Regions from separate parts of the Mus musculus genome. Here region 2 is linked to region 1. A link is a loop called in an ENCODE intact Hi-C map of the cell type or tissue named here. Cell type or tissue: left cerebral cortex. All regions are shown on one strand. Each heading gives the region's core, and the rest is flanking DNA. Links, peaks and the distances in the headings are about the cores only.

Region 1 (9,022 bases), core at 2,305-6,304:
GGTAAAGATTGAGTTGATATGCAAATAAAAGACTTCGCTTTGGTTTTCAAGCGCTGAGCTATCTACATCATCTACACAGCTGTCTAGAGAGCCAACTCAAGCTGAACACAGAACTGTCAGCTTGTACCCACCATTGAGCTGGAGTCATTCTTTTGCTGCTTCCAAACACCCCTTCCTGGGGATCCACTCTCAAAGCTGAGGCCAGGACTTGGCAAACAAGTTACAAAACCTGAGTTTATACGAAGACCTTCTCATTTGTGTTCACAGAAGCTGAAGTAATTTGGTTCTGTGGTTAAGAGCACTTGCTGCTCTCCCAGGGGATCCAGTTTGAAAGTAGCTCACAATCACCTGCAGCTCTAGCTCCAGAGCCTCTGATACCTTCTTCTTGCCTCCATGTTCACCTGCATTCACTTGTGCACATACCCACAATAAAAACTGAAATAGATCTTTTTTATTAGATATTTTCTTTATTTACATTTCAAATGTTATCCCCTTTCCTAATTTCCCCTCTGAAAATCCCCTACCCCCTTCCCCCTCAACCTGCTTCCCAACCCACCTACTCCCATGCCTAGTCCTGGCATCCCCCTATACTGGGGCATAGAGCCTTCACATGACCAAGGGCCTCTCCTCCCATTGATGACCAACTAGGCCATCCTCTGCTACAAATAAAGCTAGAGCCACAAGTTTCACCATGTGTTTTCTTTGATTGGTGGTATAGTTCCAAGGAGCTCTGAGGGTACTGGTTAATTCATATTTATGTTCCTTCTATGGGGCTTCAGTCCCCTTCAGCTCCCTGGGTATTTCTCTGGCTCCTTCATTGGGGACCTTGTGCTCTGTCAATGGATGACTGTGAGCATCCACTTCTGTATTTGCCAGGAAATAAATCTTTTTTAAAAGGCCCTTTAATCCTCTTTATGCTCAAAACATGCTTAAAATATTTACTACCCAACACCTAAAAACATAGTTTGCCAATACCATATGCCACTCTTAAATTTTCACAAAAAGAAATGATATACATTTACATTTTTCTTTATTAAAACATTCTTATGTGTTAAGAAATATATATATATATATATATATATATGTAGCAAAATTTAAACATACTTATTAAATAATTTCAAGATTTGTCTCCCATATGTTGGCCACTCCCAGCCATTCTGATACTATAATCCTGAGAAATATAAATACACTAGCAAGATTTCGCTGAAAGGACCCAGTTATAGCTCTCTCTTGTGAGACTATGCCGGGGCCTAGCAAACACAGAAGTGGATGATCACAGTCAGCTATTGGATGGGTCACACGGCCCCTAATGGAGGAGCTAGAGAAATTACCCAAGGAGCTATAGGGAACTGCAACCCTATAGGTGGAACAACAATATGAACTAACCAGTACCCCGGAGCTCTTGTCTTTAGCTGCATATGTATCAGAAGATGGCCTAGTCGGCCATCACTGCAAAGAGAGGCCCATTGGACTTGCAAACTTTATATGTCCCAGTACAGGGGAACGCCAGGGCCAAAAAGGGGGAGTGGGTGGGTAGGGGGTTGGGGGGGTGGGTATGGGGGACCTTTGGGATAGCATTGAAAATGTAAATGAGGAAAATACCTAATAAAAAATAAATAAATAAATAAATGCCATAAGCAAGTCCTTCCTTTCTTACCATTCGTTCACTTCCATTGAACAACCTCTCAGTGTTTTCAAGGTCACTGCTGCCCTTGCTATTCCCACAATTCTCAGGCTTATCAAGCCAATCTGGCTTCTCTGATCTTTGTACCCAGCATAGGCCTACCAGTCAGTAGTCTTCATAGTTCATACTTTGCTTGTTATATTACTAATCGTTTTTAATTCCTCATCGTTGACCGTTCTCATTGAAGTCACAGAACTATAACACTCTGCTCATAAAGAACTCACAGAACCGAATGTTGGCTGACCCTTTCATAGGCCTTTTGTACCCCTTCCAAGCAAAGCAGTTGGTTGAGCAGTTTCAAACTATCAAGTGTTTTGCTGTGATTTTAGAAAACAAGATTATTGCGATAGGGTTTGTATGCTCAAAGAAGTCAGTCTCAAGAACACCTCTATGTTCTCTGGAATTGTTTGTAATTTACATACTTTTAATAACATAACAACAGAGAAAAGGAATGGGGTATTTTAAGTAGTTATGGAGTTTGAAACAGGCCAGAAAGCCAGAGAGAGATAGAGAAAACTTTATACAGCATCCAAAACTCCAAAGGCATAACTGAAGGCAGAAGATCTCAGCCTTCACTCTTAAAGTCTTCAGCTGGCTTGGAACAGCTCCGTTGATTTTAAAGCAACCCACTTTACTCAGAATTTATAAGTTCAAATACTAATAACGATTTTTTTTTAGAAAAACACCTTCACACACACACACACACACACACACACACACACACAGACTATTCTTTGAACAAGCAAGATGTCATAGTCTAGCCAAAACTAAATACATCATCAAAATCGATCTTCACTGTGTTTCTTTCCTCACTGGAAACTCATGCTGATTTTGCCGACTTGCCAATGTTAAGCCCTCCATGTGAATTCATGTGTGTTCTCTGAGCTCCAAGAATTTTTCAGTTATTGCTACTGTTCTGTATCATCTGTGTCTCCCAGTTCATTCCTCTTCCTGAGCAAACAGGGTCAAGACTGTCCTCCCTTTGAATAGTCCCTCATTCTTACATATGCTACAGCTGCTCCCCTCCAGTTTCCTTAACTCATCTCCAAATTTCCTGCAGAACTGGTTTCCTTCATCCCTTGCTCCCTCTTCCCCACTCATTGACTCCTTACTTCAAGGTCCAGCCTCAGTTGCTGTCACTCTTTTATCCTGCTCCCTTTTCTTCCTGGAATACTCTCCACCTGTTCTTATAGAAGTGGTCACATGCTGATTTTCTACTCTACCTGGCCTCCTGTTTGAACCAATCTAGATTCAGGGCAGAACCTGTAATTCAGAGGCATGAAACATGGAAGGGGAAAGAAAGAAAGAAAGAAAGAAAGAAAGAAAGAAAGAAAGAAAGAAAGAAAGAAAGAAAGAAAGAAAGAAAGAAAGAAAGAAAGGAAGGAAGGAAGGAAGGAAGGAAGGAAGGAAGGAAGGAAGGAAGGAAGGAAGGAAGAAAGAGAGAGGGGGAGGAAGGAAGGAAAGAGAAGAGAAAAAGAAAAGAAAAGAGAAGAGAAGAGAAGAGAAGAGAAGAGAAGAGAAGAGAAGAGAAGAGAAGAGAAGAGAAAAGAAAAGAAAAGGAGAAAGAAAAAGAAAAGGAAAGAAAGAAAGTGACTAAAACCTGACAAATGTAGACCACATTGCACTGGAACACCAGTCAAACCAAATGATGCTTGCTGGGTATGTTGAGTTATCTATACCCAGATGATGAGTACAGAAGCCATCATTTAATCATGTGAAAGTTATCTTTTCCACAAGCTTCCAGAATATGTGCTTTATAAAATTCTTCACATATGTGACTACTGAGTAGCTTTGCTAATGATTTTTTTCCGAATCATAATTATAGATTATTGATTACCAGAGGAGCCTCTGTGTCAAACAATAGAACAAAGTGGCCCAAATAGGAAAAACTTTTGCAGAAAATGGCAAATTTGAAATATTCCTCCTTAGGATAAACTTTTAAAATCTTTTTAATATAAAAAAATATTTTATATCCATGAGTTTTTGCCTGCATATCTGCCTGCTTCCCTTCTGCATGCCTGGTGCCCCAAGACACCAGAAGAGGGAAATGAATCTTCTGGAATTAGAGGTAAATCGTCAAGCCTGAATCATCTGGAGGAGAAGCAACAGCTAATAACCACTAAGTCATTTCTCCAGGCCCTGTGTATAGTCCTGAGTATAACAAAAATACATGAGCTAGAGTATCTCAGAAAATACACCCATGACTGTGAGTATCCACAGAGGTAGAAGGACATAAGGAGAAAAGATATATTGCTTTGCCTGAAAGGCTTGAGGTCATGGATATTTAAGAAAAGACTGGATCACACGGGAAGAGTCAAAAGGTGCTGAAACCCCTGGAGATATACTCTTTGTTTCTCTGTTTTGAACTTACTGTGATCAACAGAATGAGAACAAACTTATCCGCAAATTATCTTAGAAAGGGAAATTATTAGGTGTGATAACTTGGTAGCAGGAAGCAAGTGTCCCTTACACAGATACCACAATTAGTTATGGAAAGCCAAGAGGTATTTATGAATGCTTTGAAAACCATTTTACTCAACTCATTCGTTTTCAGAGGATGTGGCTCGAAATAGCTAAATCTTTGTGGATGAATAATGTATGAAAGCTCTGGTACCCTTTGAATAACATAATTTAAACTGGAGCCATTACAGCATAAAGGGAAAAAGAAGAACTCACTTCAGATTCCTCCAATTTCAACAAGAATTATCACAAGATTTTGATTTAAGGTAATCTCATCTCCATTTTGGTTCACTGCACAGAGTTTTACTAATTGTGTTTATATAGCCCCGGTACTAAATAGAAGCTACAGTTCAAAGCAGCTTAATGTGAACAAACTTATCTAAGGCAAGACCTAATTCAAATCCATTTCAAAAGTAAATTTTTATCATGCGTTGGTACTTTCCTTTTCTAAAACATTTTGTGAGTCTGCATCAAAGAGAAGAGTCAAGTAGAAGTACGAATTGAAGCTGGCAAATGTAGCAAAACACCAAAGGGACCGTCGTTTCTATTTACTGCATCACAAAGTTCCCCCTTTTATGTCCCTGACATCCTTCTTTAAAAGGAAGTGTTCTACTTAATATATTTGAGTCAAATAAAGACCACATTATCATTGATTTAGAATTTTCTCTGACAGGACTATGTACAGGACCTGACTGGATGAAAGCTAGACTGGAGTAGGCCCTAATAGGAAAATTATGCCCAGAAAGTGGGCATAATCAGTTGGTTGGCATATGATTGTCTTCTCCCTGAATACAGTTCAAGTCTTCTCCCACAGCTCATGCATGTTTAAGCTTCCCACCCCCATCAGCCATCTCTCTTTCAATTGAACATACTATTATAGCTCAAATACTGCATAGAATTGAATTCTTTACATATATTTGCCTGCTCTAAACTCCTGTGGTCAGGTTATTATATTCATCCCTTCACCTTTAGTGATTTGCAAGTCATGCTCGCGAAATCAGATGTGGATAGAATCACTCATCCTTTGTTTAGGAAGACAGGGATAGTGACAAAACAAATGATCGCTAGGACGGGATTGGGGGAGGGGCAGAGCTTGTCCCGTATACATGTGAACAAAGCAAAGCATATCCACACAACTTTCAAATTGTCCAGTGGTGAGCTATTCTGCTTTTTTTTTTTTTTTTGGTACTATTATTTTATTTAATGTATGCTCCTCCATTTCAAGGTTGCTGTTGGTAGGGTGTTACCTATCACCAAAGACACATCCCTGAAAACTTCTAAATTTGGCTTCCACGTTCTTCAATCTCCCTACCACCCTGGGAATACAGCCAGGCTCGGCCCCATACCCCTTCCATTTGAGCAAGTCCCTGAGCAGTTCTGGGTCAACATAAACTAACTAAAGACGATTCAAAGCTCAGAACCGAGTTGAAAGGCCAGCCTGACTGAACGAGAAAACAAACCTTTGGAAAAAGCTAAAGACCCTATTTTAAAGCAAAACCTCCTTATTCAACACTTTGCTACAAACTGCACTCATATCTTTAGCGAGTATGGGACTCTGCCCCTTTTCAGGTGAGGCCTTTGTAAGGAAAGCTAGGAGAGACGGCCTGAGACAAACCCCCACTCCCGTAGAACCCAGACACAGATGCTAGTAAGAATCAGGAATTTAAAACCGGAGCTTATTATCCGTCCTGAGAATGTAATCTCCCCAGCCCACACTGCCTCTCGAAGGGCTTGATTTAGCCGGCTTGCTACTTCCACACCTTCTAATTGTAGAATTTCCTTTCATTTAAATCTCCTCCGGGCCAAACTCTGATTAAACTAACACATATGGTCTCTAGGATTTAGAAACTGAGCTTCGCCAGCAAGAAGCTACTTAAATAGTAAACCACCCAGCCCTCTTCAGTTTACCCTGCCTGAAATAGACAGGGCAGTACCCAGGCAGGCAATTAATTGACCCAGACTCCCTTACATTCTCTCTTCTACGTGATGACAAGACCAAGGGGGAAAAAATCCTCTGGCAACTGCAGGCCGGATATCACCTTACCACTAGCTCAGCACATTCCAAGTTAATGTTCTCAGCTCTTTAGAATCTAGCACAATGTTAACATATTACTTACATCTCATAGATAACATTACTTTCTAAAACTTAATTGAAACTCTCCTTTTTTTGAAGAGAAAGTATTGATTGCCACTTAAGATTCATGGAACATAGCATTTTCAAGTTGACAACGTACTGTCTCAGAGAATCAGCACTTGGAAGAAGACTTCATGGTGAACAGGAGACTGGCATGTCTGCAATAATAACAAAACCATTCCTGCCTCTTTCCCACCCCACCCCACCCCCCACCAGGCCTCTTCCTAGACTCTTCCCTATCTTTCTCTCCTGATCAACTTCGAGTTCAAAACAATAATAATAATGTTTTTCTCTCTGTGCCCATTGGTATTATGTACATTCATTATTCGATATCTCCATGGCAAAACCATTTTAGTTCTTTTTTTTACTTTTATGAATACATATCTGTACATATTCATTTCAGTCTTATATTTTATTAAGCACAATTCCAAGCCCTGCCAATATATCACAGAGTAAGGAAAAAAAAACAAGGTTTGTAACTCAGCCCCTGGGGAACCTCTGTCCTAGGAGTCGGGGGTGGAGCACAGGGGAACCCAGATGACAAATCATTTCACATATTTTAAGATCTAGAGAGATGGTAATTTAGAGAATGTGATGGAGCAAGAGAGGTACCCACTGTTACATCTCAGAGCTGACATCTGAAAACAAGATGAAGTAGCCATGACAAAACTGAGAAGATACAAGTTCAAACAGCCCCAGGTTCAGTCACATCCTGGCCTGAATGATGTACAAGGTCAGAGGTGGGAAGTTCCTGTGAAAGGCAGAACAACATAAGGTAAAGAGAGGCCACAATTAGAATATAAACACTTTGAAAACCATAGGAATGTCTCTGAATTTTATCCCAGTGGCAGACGAGAGAGGGGCACAGCAAAATGATTTATGACTATCATATAGAACACCTCAACTTCTGTGTGGCAAACTCTCAGTAAAGGGGGAAAAAAGAAAAAAAAAAAGCAGAGCTGCCACTCAGAGGCTACTGAAGAGGTGTTCTAGTCAGCAGTGGCTTGTGTGAACAAAAACTGGAAAGATGAAAGGAAGGAGACAGACTGGAGGATTGTTTTTGAACTGCAGATGTTTGAACTTACTAATGAGTTGGACACTAGCTTTACACACCCACCTTCCCACGTTCACACACTTATTCTACAGCACTGTAAGATAGTTTCCAAGACAGAGACTATATTCACATAACTTATTACAGTATACTGTTAAAGTTATTTGGTTTTATTTGTAGTTATTATTGTTAATATTGTTAATCCATAGATTAAAATTGTATGAGTGTGTGTGTGTGTGTGTATGTGTGTGTGTGTGTGTGTGTGTGTGAGAGAGAGAGAGAGAGTGAGAGAGATAGAGAGAGAGAAAGTATTACATGTCTATAATATGTAGATAAGATTTTGTGCTCACCATGGTTTCAGGATTCTGTTGAGTAGCCATATGTCTTCCATGGATAAGGGTAACCACTAGATATAAAAGGGGAAGAAAAAGGCATCAAGTAACCAGATACCTAAGATGACACAATCGGTTTCTTATTAAAAAAAAAAAAAAGTAGGTATGTTATAGGCTTATTAAATGTGAGGTTCCTACTAAATTATTCAATTAGGAAAATCAGACACAAAGGTGAGTTAAAGCACTGGAAATAACTGCAAAGTCAAGAAAGAGGACTATTCCTGGGCTTTTTTTGGTTGGGAGACTATTGATGACTGGTTCTATTTCTTTTTTTTTTTTTTTTCATTTTTTATTAGGTATTTAGCTCATTTACATTTCCAATGCTATACAAAAAAGTCCCACATACCCACCCACCCCCACTCCCCTACCCGCCCACTCCCCCTTTTTGGCCCTGGCGTTCCCCTGTACTGGGGCATATAAGGTTTGCGTGTCCAATGGGCCTCTCTTTCCAGTGATGACCGACTAGGCCATCTTTTGATACATATGCAGCTAGAGCCAAGAGCTCCGGGGTACTGGTTAGTAATTAATGTTGATCCACCTATAGGGTTGCAGATCCCTTTAGCTCCTTGGGTTCTTTCTCTAGCTCCTCCATTGGGAGCCCTGTGATCCATCCATTAGCTGACTGTGAGCATCCACTTCTGTGTTTGCTAGGCCCCGGCATATTCTCACAAGAGACAGCTACATCTGGGTCCTTTCGATAAAATCTTGCTAGTGTATGCAATGGTGTCAGCGTTTGGATGCTGATTATGGGGTGGATCCCTGGATATGGCAGTCTCTACATGGTCCATCCTTTCATCTCAGCTCCAATCTTTGTCTCTGTAACTCCTTCCAAGGGTGTTTTGTTCCCACTTCTAAGGAGGGGCATAGTGTCCACTCTTCAGTCTTCATTTTTCGAGAGTTTCATGTGTTTAGGAAATTGTATCTTATATATTGGATATCCTAGGTTTTGGGCTAATATCCACTTATCAGTGAGTACATATTGTGTGAGTTCCTTTGTGAATGTGTTACCTCACTCAGGATGATGCCCTCCAGGTCCATCCATTTGGCTAGGAATTTCATAAATTCATTCTTTTTAATAGCTGAGTAGTACTCCATTGTGTAGATGTACCACATTTTCTGTATCCATTCCTCTGTTGAGGGGCATCTGGGTTCTTTCCAGTTTCTGGCTATTATAAATAAGGCTGCTATGAACATAGTGGAGCATGTGTCCTTCTTACCAGTTGGGGCATCTTCTGGATATATGCCCAGGAGAGGTATTGCTGGATCCTCCGGTAGTACTATGTCCAATTTTCTGAGGAACC
Region 2 (9,022 bases), core at 3,174-7,173, 140 kb after region 1:
CAAGCAAACAAAAGCCCTCCTTATCTTTTATATTATTTTAAAAGAAGGTATAGTAATGAAAATGAACGTTACCAGTGAACAACTACTAAAGGGAAGTAAAAATTTTAATAATTTGTTTAGTTGCTAAATAAAATAGTATTTTCAAAAATGGTACTACTTTTATAACTTTTGAAGTCAATTTTCAATGAAGGGCTGAGGATCAAGCTTAAGGCCATGTATACATTAGATACAACCTAGTCTATTTTAAAGTCAATCCTAACCTTTTTCCTACAAAAATGCCAAAATGGAGAAATGACACATAATCTCAAGTTAAAAAGATGTAATAACCCTGTGGTGGTTGTTTGAATGTGCTTGGCCCAGGGAGTGACACTATTAGGCAGCATGTCTTCTAGCTGCCCTTGGAACAAGAAGCAGAGCTCTCAGCTCCTCCAGTGCCATACCTGCCTGCCATGACAGTGAACTGAACCTCTGGGCCTGTAAGCCAGCCCCAATTAAATGTTGTCCTTTTTAAGAGTTACTGTGGTCACAGTGTCTCTTCACAGCAATGAAACCCTAACAAAGTTGGAAGTTGGTACCAGGAGTGGGTACTGCTCTGATAGGTCTGACCATGCTATACTTTGGAAGAATGTGGATTTGGGGACTCTGGATTTGGAAAGCAGTGGAAATCTTTAAGTGGGGCTTAAAGAGCTATTCTAGCAGGAATATAGAGGAATTTGTTGCTGATGGTGATTTGAACTGTGGAAGCCTGGCTACAAATGTTTCAGAGGAGAAGCATTTTATATGTGGCTGAGAGACTGTTTTTATGATATTTTGGTGAAGAATGTAGATTTTTCCCATTGTCCAGAGAGTCTGCCTGAGGCTAAGGTGGAGAGATTTAGATTAATTGCTTTGACAAGGGAAGTCTCAAATAAACCTGGTATGAATTCTGTTACATGGTTACTAAAGTTCACTTTTATGAAGAGCCTCTTGGTGAAAATGAGCAAGCTTCAAAAACAAAAGTATAAAACGTATGGTACATAGAATAAAGGAGCACTGTGCCATGAAGTAGAATGGAGCTGACTCCTATGTTCAAGGAGATAAACAGATTAAGAGTATGTTTGGTGACTTTTGGATAAGAAGTCACCCAGATAAGCTGGGTGTTTATGCATTTGCCATTGAACAAGGAATAAATATATCTAGGCTTTTTTTATTATCTGGTTATTGCTTTTATTTGGACTTTTAATCTGGAATAAGCTACAATCCAGAAATGGAAGACACAGGTTTTTGACCTGGATTTTGAGAAATAGTAGCTGTAAAAAGCTTAGATCCAGGCAAGGTATTAAAGCCTTTAATCCCAAGAGATAGAGGCAAACCTGTGTTCGAGGCCAGCCTGGTACAGACCAAGTTCTGATTAGAGAAAAGCTTAGGTCCAGGTGATAGTACACACATTTAATCCCAGCATTCAAATGACAAAGACATACAGATCTGTGACTTCAAGGTCAATCTACAGAGCAAGTTCCAGGACAGCCAAACCTAGACAGTGAAGAATTTGGGAAACAAAAGGCTGGTGATAATGTACTAGAACAAGGCAGGCCATGTTCCAGCTCCAACAAGCAGCAGAACTCTGGCAGTGTTGGCCAGGTACCACTGGGTTTAGAGTCCAAAATAGAAGGGAATACTGGGACAACTGATGTTGGTTAGCTGGAGCTATGAAATTAGTGGTGATTAATTTCCAGTCCATAGATAACTATGTAAAATAGCAATTTTATAATAAACATGAAAATCAGACCTGTTTCAAAATCTAGTACTGAAATGAAAAAGTATTTAGTTCTTGTCTTGGGCTGAAATAAAATATACGAGCATCAAACATAGGAGCCACACTAAAACACAAACAGAATGGAGACCAATGGAGGCAGGACTGGACTTTTGGTTCCCTTCTTGTGTTATTCAACTCCAATAGCTCACTGTTTGAAGTATTCTAACCCCATTTCATGTCAATCTTTTTAAAATCAAGGATACATGATGGAACTTACACATAACAATAAACAGATGATTCCCAAAGTTACTGCTATTTTATATCATGCAAACCACTCAGAATCAGAAACTCTGTGAACAAAGGAATATTTTTTGTGTATTTAGTAGAAATAAGAAATTAGGTAGCTTTCCAAACCTCTTCTATAAATTTCAATTCCTTAAGAGTTAATTATAGACATGTCTAGGAAAACTTTAAAACAAAAAATTAAACAAATAAACAACAACAACAACCAGTTAGATAGATGGCTTGGATCAAAATGTCCAAAATAATGGATACCTTTTCTCCCCCTTAGGCCTGTGTTATAAAAAATAAAAACAGACCTATATAAGCAATACTTAATACACCACTAACAAATAGAAAACCTAGCAAGGCAAAATTTGCAAAATTAGATGGAATTAGTTTAACCACAGAATTCAGATTTAAAAGAAACTAAACTAAAGAAAGAAGGTTTGACAAGGTTGAAACATAACACATTTTTATCATTTCTCTTGCCTGGAAACCTGAAGTTCTTAGAAAACATCACTGAAGAAAAGTTTATATCAGCAGGGCAGTGGTGGTGCACGCCTTTAATCCCAGCACCTGGGAGGCAGAGGCAGGCAGATTTCTGAGTTTGAGGCCACCCTGGTCTACAGAGTGAGTTCCAGGATAGCCAGGGCTACACAGAGAAACCCTGCCTCGAAAAAAAAAAAAAAAAAAAAAAGTTTATATCATTGCTACTATTTTTCTATACTGTAAGCTGTTAGTCAACTTAAATTTTAAGAAAAAAAAGTTGATCTTATTTAAATTCTTGCTTACTGTATACATACATGAGTACTATGCCTGATACACACTAGGCCTGGTTACCAATCTTAGGGATCTCCTTGTCATATAAACACTTGCTCAATAGAAAGCAGTAAAAACAAAATTCTCACTAGTCGGTAATTCAGGCTTGAACCCAACATAGACAGGAATCATTATTGAGTTATCCATAAAGCCCTTAGTAACTGAGATCCATAATAAATCCAATTCAGTACCAAAAATAGGACATCTCAGAGATGACATATATGCCAGTTGTTCTGGGATGATCAGTACACATTGTATAAAATGTCTCACTGGTACCTCACCAATATGTAATAACTACTGTAAATTAAAAATAAAAACACCTTTTAATAGAATTAAAGAAAGACATTGTGGGGGGTACAGATCCAAAGTAGAGAACTTATCTAGCTAGCACTGTCCTGCTCTAAGTATCATCAAAGGATGGATTTAAAATATTCTAAAAATAATTGGCAGAATAGTTATTTTCTCCTTCCCTAGAAAAAGGATGGAAAATGTATTCAGTCATCCTCATATTACCAATAATTAATAAGCTGTGCTTTAATGTGCATGTTAGCATAAAGCAGTGTAGTGTTAACATTTAATGAAAAAAGTCAAAATGCATTCAGTATTCTACTAATGATTCCTGGGGTACTATGTCAATATTTGGGTGGGAACATTCACAATTTCTTCAGCAGCCATGTAGTATAATGTTTAAGAGTGGATTACAGGAATTCAGATTTTAAAAATTTAAATAATCCTGTTTCAAAATTTTAAACTAACCATCTTTCCTATCAGTAATTAGCTGGTATTTAGGTTACAGAACTCTGGGTACCAGTATCTCATCTGTAAAGTAGATATTAGAAAATTAAGCTATCATAAGCGAATATCATTTACAACCAGCTCAGGTACTTATAGCTCAATCTAATTTGGAATAGACAATAATTGTACAGACCTCTAACCTCAGTTAAGCCCTAATATTAGGAATCACTGATATTAAAAAGGCCACTTCTACTTTGGAGGAATAATTTAAGCAGAATCAATAATTTGTCTATGAAGACAAGAAAAAAAGACAGTGAAGAATATAGTATATAGCTTTAAGAGCCAAATACTAAGAAACACGGGTTTTATTCCTCTTCTAACTTAGGAAAGCCAAAGTTCTAAGCTTTAAGTTTCTCCTTATACTTTTCTTTTTCCTTCTTTTTTACCATCTTATCATTTCTAGGGGGAGTAAGACACAAACTAGGACAGTTATAGGGTATACCTAAACCAAGAAAGCACACTGGAATTAACACATGAAGATGAGTAATTGAATACTATTAGAGGAAATGTAATTTTTATTCACCTGAAATAATATATCATGGTCTGTGAAAATGGATAAAGTCCGTATCCCTAAAATATATAGCATAAGCTCTAAAACTATATAGTTACTGTCTTTAGAATATCAGAGGGGAATTGTTAGTTATAGCCATAAAAACAAGTAACAAACATGCCTGCCGAGTGCTCTCCTGGGGGGGGTTGGGGGGGGTGCCCAAATGTCCAGGCACTTAGTTAAGTATACCAGAGAAGGATTTCAGAGTCTCTAATATGTAAGGGAAAAAAAAAAAAACTGTTTGATGGCATTTTACTAAACCATTTTCTAAAGTATTAAACATTATTAGAAGCAACAGACTCTAGCGCATCACTATACTTATTTAAACACACATCTGCAATCTATATAAGCATACTATTTTCTATATAAGAAGCAAAGTTCCAAGGTTGTCTCTACCTAAGGTTTTTAGTCAAAATGCAACCAATCCTGCAGAACTACTCACCAATCTTCAAGAAAATCTATTCATGTGTGTTCTATGTACTATATCATTTTTAATTCTGTGATACACATTATTTTACATGAAAAAAAATTAATATTGATAACAAGAAAGTGATTTAAAATTAAATTTACTACTTTCAAGAACACTAAAAACTGCACAGAGCAAAAAAGTAGGCAGTATCGCAACATGAAGTAAGTGCAGGCAGCTGACTTAGATAAGCTGGAGAAAACAGGGGAGGAAATCTAAGTTATAGACAATAGATAATGAAGGAGTTTTAACTAGACTAGCAAATCAGAACAATCAGACAAAAACTGTAAGAGCAGGAATGCACTGAAAGAGTTAAACTACACCAACTTACATGTAAAAGCTTTTATTACTTCTGCTCTAAAAAAGTCTCTAAGACACATGAAAGCCACCGTCCAACACAGAAATATTTAGAAAGCCTGTGCATAAGTTCAAATAAAGATTAAAAAACCATAACCTCCATTTCATCCTAATGCTTGTATTTGTTCTGAATAAATATGATGTGTCACATAAGAGGAAGATTTCTAAGCTTTCTCCTACCTCGGGTTTTTAGTCAAAATGAACGCAAACAATCACGTGGGACTCAGCCAAGCAGTGACGTTAAATTCTGCTCTGTCAGAGACAGCATCTGTCAAGCCCACATTTAAACTGCTGCCTGCCTGTGCAGCACGGAAGAACGGTGCATTTCACATTACAGACCAAAACCCCAGGAAAACAGCTCAAAAATCCTTCCTGCAGCTGCCAGGCAACCACGACGGAGAAAGGCAAAGCCTTTTTTTTTCCCCCAATGCAACTGAAACACTAAACCACAGCTCTGCTGCTTAACATTGCAGCTCAGCGCTATTACTAGAAATATGGATACTGAGAAGAGAATACAGCACTGCATTGTCCAGCCGGGAATACAGCAGATGTAAAGAGCTTCAATGCATCAACTGTCGGAAAGAGTCAACTGTGCACCAAATACAACAGACAGCTACAGCTCTTTTGTTTAGTGAAAGAGAGAAAATGAAAGAAAGGAAAAATCTCTGAAGACTATAAGATATAGACATATGAACAAGAAGGGTAACTTGAAGACACCCCGACAGATGGACACTTTGGATACTGTGAAAAGCAATCACAGGAGGCAGACTGTTGGGGGATGTGCGCATGTTCGATAGCATCGTTTTTTGCTGAAGTGATGGCGTGCCAAAAGTATTTTCAGTAGACATAATCCTCTCCATCTAATGGTCTGACCAAGAAAGAAAGGTATGTTGCTGTCTTGTGTATGATGTTCATTAAATGTGTTTTAATTTCCTAACCATACAGGCACTGATACACTTGATAAACAAGTTCATACAGTCCACTGCCCTTCAAACTATGAAAGGCTTTCTAAATACACGATTTTAAATTTGCCTTTTCTACTAGACAAGCTGTCGTTGCTTTATTCAATTAAATAACTGGGAGTAATTCTGCAGGATTGTAACATTACAAGGAAAACCAAATAGTAACTAGATTTACTGAAAAGAATGTCTGAGAAATTAAACTAAAAAGAAAAAAAAAAAGAGCTCTCTAGCCTTTTTTTTAAAAAAACAGCAATTCTCTAGCAAATTAGGTCAAATTGATTCCTTATCTAATAAATTAAAGCACCTTCTTTAAAATGGTTATCAAGAGACAGTGGGGTAAAATTATATTAAATAGCATAAATATGATCTTATTATCTTGAGGTATTTTTAGAAAATCTCTTCAAAACAAAATCTTAGTTCATAGTAATATATTCTCTGTAATATCTATCTCTTCAGAGAGAGATAGAAACAATTCAGGAGTACATCAGCAAATTTTAAGTGTTACTGAGCTACAAGGAGATACTACAAGTTACAACATTAGCCATCAGATTAAAACGCTAGTGAGTTTATGCAAAGCATAACACCACCACAGTAGTCAGTCACATGTTATTACAGTATCAATGAATACAACTTTAACAAAGAGAGATCAATAGTTGCTCTAAATAGATTGGTGAAACAGGGAGTTTTTAAGTAACAGAGTGATTCTAAATAATCAAGTGTAAGACTGTTCCTGGAGTTAATTATAAAAGTGAAATTAAAAAACTAACATACTTGCAAACTTTATATGCCCCAGTACAGGGGAATACCAGGGCCAAAAAGGGGGAGTGGGTGGGCAGGGGAGTGGGGGTGGGTGGATATGGGGGACTTTTGGTATAGCATTGGAAATGTAAATGAGTTAAATACCTAATAAAAAATGGAAAAAAAAAAACTAACATAAAATAGCTTAATATACAGCACATATTAATAATGGTCAAATACAAGGTCAAATAATATCCACAGTAGGTTTCTAAGCTTTATTTACATGTGATAATGACCTGCCTACTGCCTCTACATGTGTCTGCAGGACAGAATAAACTACCCTGGGAACAATCAACGTTAGAGTGCTCGGGGTCAGGGACTCAAAGATATTCCTAAAATCTTACAAACCTTTCTACGTATTTTGATTCTTCCTCTCACTTTCATAAAACTTACTACCCTAACAATCACAAAGCCAAAAAAAAAACCCCTGTGGAAGCACTGTGTGTGTTGTAGAATTAAGACTGAATGAGTGTATTAGACTTTGTCATATATCAAGAGATTCCTAGTCATAACTAAGTATCTTTATTCTGATAAAAATTACAATCAGAAACTAATCAAAAATAATTTTTAAAAAAATCCAGCCTCTGTTGGTATCTTTATTAGAAATTAAGCTTTATAAACTAAATATTTCAAAGCTTTAAAAGTATACAAGTGTTTCTTATCAAACCATCATTTAACTCTGGGACTGTCTTTAGAAACTAATATATTTATATCAACTTTTAAAAGTCAAAGGACAGAAACTCTATAGGAGGATACATTAAATAGTAACATCCTTACAAATTTCGGTCTATAAGAGGTAAACACACACTTAAATCATAATAATTAAAACAGAAAACATCTATTTTTTTAAAATCTATTAAAAGACATGGCAAAATTTTAACTCTTAGTTTTCTTATTTCCAAGAACTAATATTCAACAGGCATTAACCTGTGAATAATTTTATCATCTAACAAAAAGAGGAATAGTTACAGCAATTTTACTTTCTTAACAGCATACACACACAGACACACAGACACGGAGACAGAGAAAGACAGATCTCTATCCTGAGAAACTTTAGAAAAAAAATGAATTTAAGGCTAGATGCATACGTTTCATTTATCAGTAGGAGGTTATCAAATAGGTGTATTTGTACAGGAATTCCAAGCTCTCCTAGATTAATATTTACAAACATACAATTCTTATAAAATTTAAATTAAAACATACCTCCATCTTATAAAATCATAATAGAACCACATAAGAATATATATAAAATTGCAATAAAATTGTTGAATATTAGTTCTTGAATAACAACAAAACTAAGAATTAAAAATTTTGCCATGTCTTTGAATAGATTTTTTAATATATCTTTTCTGTCTTAATTATAAATAATTTAAGGGTGTTTTATATTTTATAGGTTGAAATCTGTAATATTCCTATAATATTCAAACACTTTACAATTTCACTTCAGGGACACTGTTTTCTTGTAAACAATGTGTCTTACTACAATACTTCATCCCTTTAAGGTCTTTTATCCATTCATTGAAATATCCTACCTGGAATTTAATTCATTTTGAACTGTTTTTCTTTAAAGTTTGCACTTTTAAAGTATCTGAATGACTAGATCTCAGTCATGTTCTAAGCATTGTTAAATCAACACAAAGCTGATACATTTATATTTATAATACTTGAAACAGATCAAATGAACTTTCCAAAGTAACTTCACTTTTAAATTTATATACATAACCCTTTAATACCCAGTACTCTCATTATGAAGTGGGGGGTGGGGGGGTCATTATCTACCACATAAAGTAATTTTCATATGTACTCTTTAAAATAGTTTTCTGCTTTAAGTAGAATTACATCTAGTTATAAGTACAGTCATGAAAATTTGTTTCTAAATCAGGCCATGAAGCTCCGTAATTTCAAACTCATATCATGCAGAAACCATGTTGCAAAGAATGTAATAGCTTTGGTCTTTATATAGAATGGTAAGATTTAAATTCACGTAAATAAAACTAAGACTAAATTAGATTTTTTAGAAACTACTGTCTGTGTGTGTGTGCGCGCACATGTGTGCTTTTGTGTGTGTGTGTGTGTGTGTGTGTGTGAGAGATTAAATACTTTTTTAGGTTTGAGGTATAGGCTAGTAACTAAATGCACCATTCATTTTCAGAAACAAGATCAAACCTTAGTGCCTGTTACACATTAGAAATCTGTTCAAATTCCCACCTACTTGCTCCTCCTAGTGGTTGTTACTAGAATAGTACTTCATTGATAGC

The links. A loop is a pair of places that touch in the nucleus more often than their neighbours do. Peaks named below come from ENCODE experiments on the same cell type or tissue, not always from the same donor. Only the 100,000 strongest peaks of a DNase experiment are listed, where the experiment ranks them.
Region 2: a loop joins it to region 1, with 8 times the contacts of the local background. A loop is called at or near these places in 3 of 42 quality-filtered maps.

The regions. Positions count from the first base shown.
Region 1 is chr1:143,497,792-143,506,813 of GRCm38, forward strand. Gm35303 (a long non-coding RNA gene) reads right to left here. Exons shown (of 3, transcript XR_387454.2): 2 at 7,680-7,735; 3 at 6,659-7,029. Among named protein-coding and RNA genes, the nearest start is that of Gm35303, 16 kb to the right of the region's middle. In left cerebral cortex, for the core only: no CTCF peak of the experiment used is centred there; DNase peaks (open chromatin) are centred at 4,282, 5,175 and 5,910.
Region 2 is chr1:143,635,454-143,644,475 of GRCm38, forward strand. The region is part of intron 10 of Cdc73 (cell division cycle 73, Paf1/RNA polymerase II complex component); the gene reads right to left. It overlaps B3galt2 (UDP-Gal:betaGlcNAc beta 1,3-galactosyltransferase, polypeptide 2), which reads left to right and starts at 5,244. Exons shown (of 2, transcript NM_020025.4): 1 at 5,244-5,889. In left cerebral cortex, for the core only: no CTCF peak of the experiment used is centred there; DNase peaks (open chromatin) are centred at 5,294, 5,743 and 6,541; H3K4me3 peaks cover 2,652 bases; H3K27ac peaks cover 2,526 bases.